Linked DNA regions of Homo sapiens: region 2 is linked to region 1. Evidence: chromatin loops called from intact Hi-C (ENCODE). Cell type or tissue: GM12878. All regions are shown on one strand. Links, peaks and the distances in the headings refer to the core of each region. The heading gives the core; the rest is flanking DNA. Region 1 has its middle 17 kb from the start of LINC02997. Region 2 has its middle 41 kb from the start of LINC02219.

Region 1 (2,923 bases), core at 317-2,816:
GGACTCAAACCAGGGGTCCAGTTTGTCTAACTCTTAGGTCCGTGTCATTGTCATCACCACATTCTACCTTTCTAGTTGCTCTATACTAGAGGTTATCACCTAAGGGGTTTGTTAAAACTGTGTTTTAACAAACACAGATTACTGGACACAACCCCCCAGAGTTTCTGATTCAAGTCTGGGATGAGGCCTGAGAATCTGAGAAGTTGCATGTTTATCAAAGTCCCAAGAGATGATGATGCTGCTGAACCAGTGACCACACATGAAAGCCTTCGCCCCAGCCTTTGGCATTTATTTTTGGCACTTTCTCCTCAGGCACAGCACAAGTGGTTCAAACTTCAGGCTTACATATCAGACCAGTTTGAGTCCTGGATCTGCTACTCAGTAGCTCTGTGTCTGTGGGCCACTTTATTTAACCGCACTAAGCCTCAGCTACCCCTTCTACAAAATGGGAATAGAACCTACCTTGCAAAGATGTTTGAGGACGGGGAATCATGTATATAAAACTCAGAGCTCTATGATTTGCACAGATTTGAACTTAATAAATGTTAGCTGTTTAGGAATTTACAAGTGTAAGAATTTTATTTTTTTTATTTCATTTAACTTTTATTTCTGTTCGTTTCTCTCTGCCTTTTTTGTTTCTCTCACTGCCTCAGATGGCTTTGCATTTGATTTTCCTTACATTTGGAATTTTGTTCTCCAGACCTTTGCATAGCTCACTTCTTCTCACCACTCAGGTTTCAGCTGAAATGTACCAGTTAAGGAAGGCTTTGAGCCTAGATGAGGGTACCCTTCTCCTATCCGCTACCCACGGCACTTTCTCATTGTATGCTCAGTGGGTGGATTTTTACATTGTGATCCAATTTCTGGAATAGTAATAGACATTTTCAGGTTTTCTACTTCTTCTACAATCAATTTTATGTTTTGGTTTTATAGAAAATTGTCCATTTTATCCGTTTTCAAATTTACTGTCATAAATTCATTCTGTGACATTAACTTCTTCTTATTCTCTACGATATCAGTCTTGTACCCCTTTCACTTTCTAATATTCTTCGCACCTTCTCTCCATTTTTGTTGATCATTCCTGCCAAGGTTTGTCTATTTAACTAGGCCTTACAATGACCCACTTTCTGATATGTTTGAATTCTCTTTATTATATCCTTGTTTTTACTTATTTCTATGGTTTATTTCCTTTCTTTCTTCTTTCTGTCTTCTTCCCCTGACTTATTAAGTTGTATACTTAGGTCTTTAATTATTGATGTTTCTCCATTTATTCTATGAGCATTTAAAACTGTCAACATTCTTTGAATCTCAATCATGGTGGCATGTTTCTTATATGACTTTCAATACGTTTGAGCTACTTGAGCAAGTAAAACCTGTTGGAATTCAGAAGGCCCTCAGTTCAGACTCAGCAGAGGATTTTCTTTGGCTTTGGCCAGGTGCCCAGGCACTGCCAGACTGGGACTACTGTGTTAATTTCTCGGTTTAGGGTTTCCCAGCTCATGCAGGTGTTATAAATTTAAACCTCAAACCCACACAAGGGCAGGGCTGTGGTGATGAATTCTCGAGAGAGACAATTATTTTTTTCTTCCTCCTAGATTTAAAACAAAGAAACAGTTCTCTCGTCATCTCCTTAAAGGCAGTTTCACTGAGAGGGTAGCACTTCAGGGCCCTGAATTTATGGGACTTTCCCCTTCTCACGCTTCTCCTTACACAGGCTCCATCTTCTGCTCCATCTTCGCCTCCTCTCCTGGGTGTTGCCATTACAATTCCATATTGGTAGATGGCCTCAGCGAGATTCAGTGTGAAGTATTATTCTAAATAATTGTTTAGTTTTTATCTTTTGATTTTTAGGATTTTCCTTACTTTCTTGCTAGTTTGGCTGTGCATTCAAAAAAACTCTCTATTCTTTCTGAATTGTATGTTGGGATAGTACAAAAGAGCTTATTTTGAGACTATTTAGTCTGCCATCTTACCAGAAATTGAAGTGACTCTCATGACTCTTTAGCACATCACTGTCTTTTATCTCCTCTATAGGCTCACTAATGCCTGAATTTATTTTACTTATTTATGAGTTCATTTTCTGTTCCTCTGTTGCCAAGTTAAAAGTAAATAACCTGATGACAGGGTCTCCATTCTGTACACTGGTATAGCCTCAGTATCTAGAAAAGCTGTTGGCGTGAAGTAAGACTCAATCAAAATTTGTTGGTTGAACGACTGATAAGTAAATCATGGAGTATACATATGTGGACTATATCCTATGCGAACTTTAAAAGTAACTATTTATAAAATATCTCTGACACAATAAGGTAGAAAGTCAGGTTATTTAATAGCATGTGTAACATAACCTCTATTATAAAACACGTGTGTGCATATGTGTGTTTATGTTTGTATTTAAAACTATCTGGAAGAATATGCACAGAATATTAACTGTTTATCTCTGGTTAGTGAGACTTTTCATAATTTTTCTTTCATCCTAATACTTTATACTGAACACATATTAGTATTTTTTGTAATAATTAGAGGAGGGAAAAAACATCTTATAAAGGTCTGGGATATTTGCTACCTTAATTTCAAGGTGCATATTACAAATAAAGCTTCATTTTATCTTTCTTCCTAAGGACTCAGTCATAAGTTACTTGTGTTTGTTTCTACTTTTCTTGGAAGTAAAAATAAGCCATTTTCAGGCTTCTTCTCTACTATTATTCTGCTCAGTATAGGATGGTTTTTTAAAAACAACACTAATATGTGTTAATTTATCACTACAGGCACCAGGATTATGCAAGGATCAGCTAGAACCTCTATTCTGGATTTGATACCTTTAGCAACTTTAGTTTTGTTACTTTGATGTAAGGAAAGAGAGGACACCAAAATACGTCCCACACTGGCCTGGGGAGAGGAAAGGAGTGTTAGAGATCCTTTTTCT
Region 2 (2,923 bases), core at 322-2,821, 340 kb after region 1:
AAATAAATAAATACATGAATAAAAAGAACAAGGAAAATGTAGATTTAAACTATCAAATGCCTTTCTTCATCTATCAGATTGGCTGTTGTGAGTTTGTGGGGAAATATGCAGTCTGTCATACACTTTTGGATGGAATGGTAAATTAGCACAATTTCTTTGGATGACAATTCATGAATAATAACAAAAATTGAAATGAGGCTGGGCATGGTGGTTCACACCTGTAATCCCAGCACTTTGGGAGGCCAAGGCGGGTGGATCACTTGAGGTCAGCCGTTCAAGATCAGCCTGGCCAACATGGTGAAACCCCATCTCTACCAAAAAATACAAAAATTAGCCAGGCATGGTGGTGAGTGTCTGTAGTCCCAGCTACTTGGGAGGCTGAGGCAGGAGGATCGCTCGAATCTGGGAGGCAGAGGTTGCAGTGAGCCAAGATCCTTCCATTGCTCTCCAGCCTGGGCAACAGAGTGAGACCTTGTCTCAAAAAAAAAAAAAAAAATTGAAATGAATGTTCACATCTAGATTATGTTTAGACATGTGAAATTGATACTGACAGTTGATTTTAATAGGAAAACCTGGGAATAATCTAGATACCCATCATGAGGGAACTAGTTCAATAAAACATGGAACATCCAACTTTGGAATACCATGTAACCATTAAAAGAGAAGAAGGTCCCCTAATCTGTCAGACGTAGAATAAGCTCTGAAGTATGTTGTGTTAAGTGGGAAAAGTAAAGAGGAGTAAGACGTGTAACATGCTGCACTTTGGTGGGTTTTTCTAAACCCACAAATATAAAACTAACATATTGAATAAGAATGACTCATGGAGTGAAATCACAAAGCAACTTTATTTTGTGTCCCATTGACCCACTAAAATATACTCAGTGGGGAAGTTCTCCCGATTCTGAATGAAAATTCAGAAAGTTTTATAACTTTTCTAATCACTTGAGAAATACACACTTTTATATCACTTTAGATCACCGACTTCATCTCAATTAAGAAATTAAAATGCCCAGTCTCATGTCATAGTCAAACCTGCCAACTCAAAGTTATTCTTACACTCCTCCCCCAGGTAAGGCTTGCTTTTTCTAGCTGGACATTTCTGCTAGTCGTTTCTCACCATTCCAGGGTGAAATGACAAGAAGTAAGAGAGCCTGAAAGTAAGAACTTGACTCTACTGTCTTAAGATAGCTTTACACTCTGTAGGTATGACAAGTATTTAAAGCTTACATTTTAACTTAGTGGCAGGATGACCAACTTACCCCGGGTTTCCCAGGACTTTCTTGGTTTTAAAACTGAAAGTCTCATGTCTCTGAAACACCCTAAGATCTGGGCAATACAGGATGGCTGGTCTTCCTACTCAAGGAACACTGTTATTGCCTTTTGGAGGCATCTCCCTCACCGATGGAGATATCTCACCTGCATTCCCCTGATGCATACAATGATGTACTCTTAGGAGCACTCTGCCATTCTTCCTCCTGGGAAACTTGCAGTTCACCCTCATCTTTTAACTGCTAAAGTCTCGTGCCCATCTGCATCGACTATCGTGCATATGCATGACTGCTCTGGTTTGAATGTGTGCTTCCTCCAAAATACATGTTGAAACTTAATCTCCAGCATGGTAGTGTTAAGAGGTAGGGTCTTTTGTGAAGTGATTAAATCATGATATCTCCTCCTTAACTAATGGGTTAATGCCCTTACAAAAGAGGTTTCAAATCCCAGCACTTTGGGAGGTCAAGGCAGGCAGATCACCTGAGGCTGGAGTTCAAGACCAGCCTGACCAAAATGGAGGAACCCTGTCTCTACTAAAAATACAAAATTAGCCGGGTGTGGTGACACCTGTAGCCCCAGCTACTCAGGAGGCTGAGTCAGGAGAATCGTTTGAACCCACGAGGTGGAGGTTGCAGTGAGCCAAGATCACGCCATTGCACTCCAGTCTGGGCAACAAGAGCAAAATTCCATCTCAAACAAAAAAAAGAAAGAGGTTTCAGAGAGTGTGTGCCTCTCTTGCCCTTCCTTTTTCCACCATGTGAGGACATAGCAACAAGGCACCATCTTGGAAGCAGAGAGACCAGATGCTCAGCATACACCAAACCTGCCAGCACCTTGATCTTAGATTTTCAGCCTCCAGAACTGTGAGAAATAAATATCTATTGTTTATAAATGACTCAGTCTCAAGTATTGGTGTTACGGCAGCACAAATGGACTAATGACCTCACAAAACTTTCTCTCTCTCTCTCTCTCTATCTCTATCTGTCTCCCCTGCATGGCTCACATCTGCTGCAGGAAAATCACTCACACATATTTTGCCTTGACAAACTCTGAGCATGCAAACCCAACCCACATGGCCCACACTCCCATTGCTTCACTATCAGTAGCCAGTCCAACTGTTGCCCCTGGTTCTCAGGCGAAAGTGAAACACTGTTCCTGGTGTCTGCCACTCAGCAAGGCCACAAATCAAACTCTCAAAAGTACTGCTATGGAAGGCTCTTCTCTCTAGGCCTGATGTTGGTGGGAAATGCAACATACAGCACAGTTTTATCCGAAGAAATTATCTTCACAATCATAGCTCTATTTCAGTTTATTTTTTGCCAACAGCCTACCATTGCATATCCTCAGTCTGGCTAAGAAATTTAAGGCTCATGAGACTGGTTTCTGAGTGTTTCCATTGAAGATTTCTATTTTTATACGGCACTCACGTTGGTATCTGAATATCTAATATCTGTCATCTTAGAGTTTTAGCTGAAAGTGTCAGCTTAGTATCTTATTTCTATGCTTACATATGCATAGAATAGCACTGGAAAGACTATGAAAAATAGCAATTGCTTCCAGAGTGGGGAAGTAACTGGCAGAGAAAGTAAAGGAAGAAGACTCACTTTTCACATTTTACAATCTTGTATCATTTGAATTTACACACTGTGCATAT

Evidence for each region. A loop is a pair of places that touch in the nucleus more often than their neighbours do. Peaks named below come from ENCODE experiments on the same cell type or tissue, not always from the same donor. Only the 100,000 strongest peaks of a DNase experiment are listed, where the experiment ranks them.
Region 2: a loop joins it to region 1, with 4 times the contacts of the local background. A loop is called at or near these places in 1 of 110 quality-filtered maps.

What each region holds. Positions count from the first base shown.
Region 1 is chr5:67,808,270-67,811,192 of GRCh38, forward strand. No RefSeq gene overlaps it. Among named protein-coding and RNA genes, the nearest start is that of LINC02997, 17 kb to the left of the region's middle. RefSeq lists a silencer at 1,546-1,605. In GM12878, for the core only: no CTCF peak of the experiment used is centred there; a DNase peak (open chromatin) is centred at 1,552.
Region 2 is chr5:68,147,088-68,150,010 of GRCh38, forward strand. No RefSeq gene overlaps it. Among named protein-coding and RNA genes, the nearest start is that of LINC02219, 41 kb to the right of the region's middle. RefSeq lists an enhancer at 2,051-2,100. In GM12878, for the core only: no CTCF peak of the experiment used is centred there; DNase peaks (open chromatin) are centred at 1,262 and 2,340; H3K4me3 peaks cover 783 bases; H3K27ac peaks cover 1,146 bases.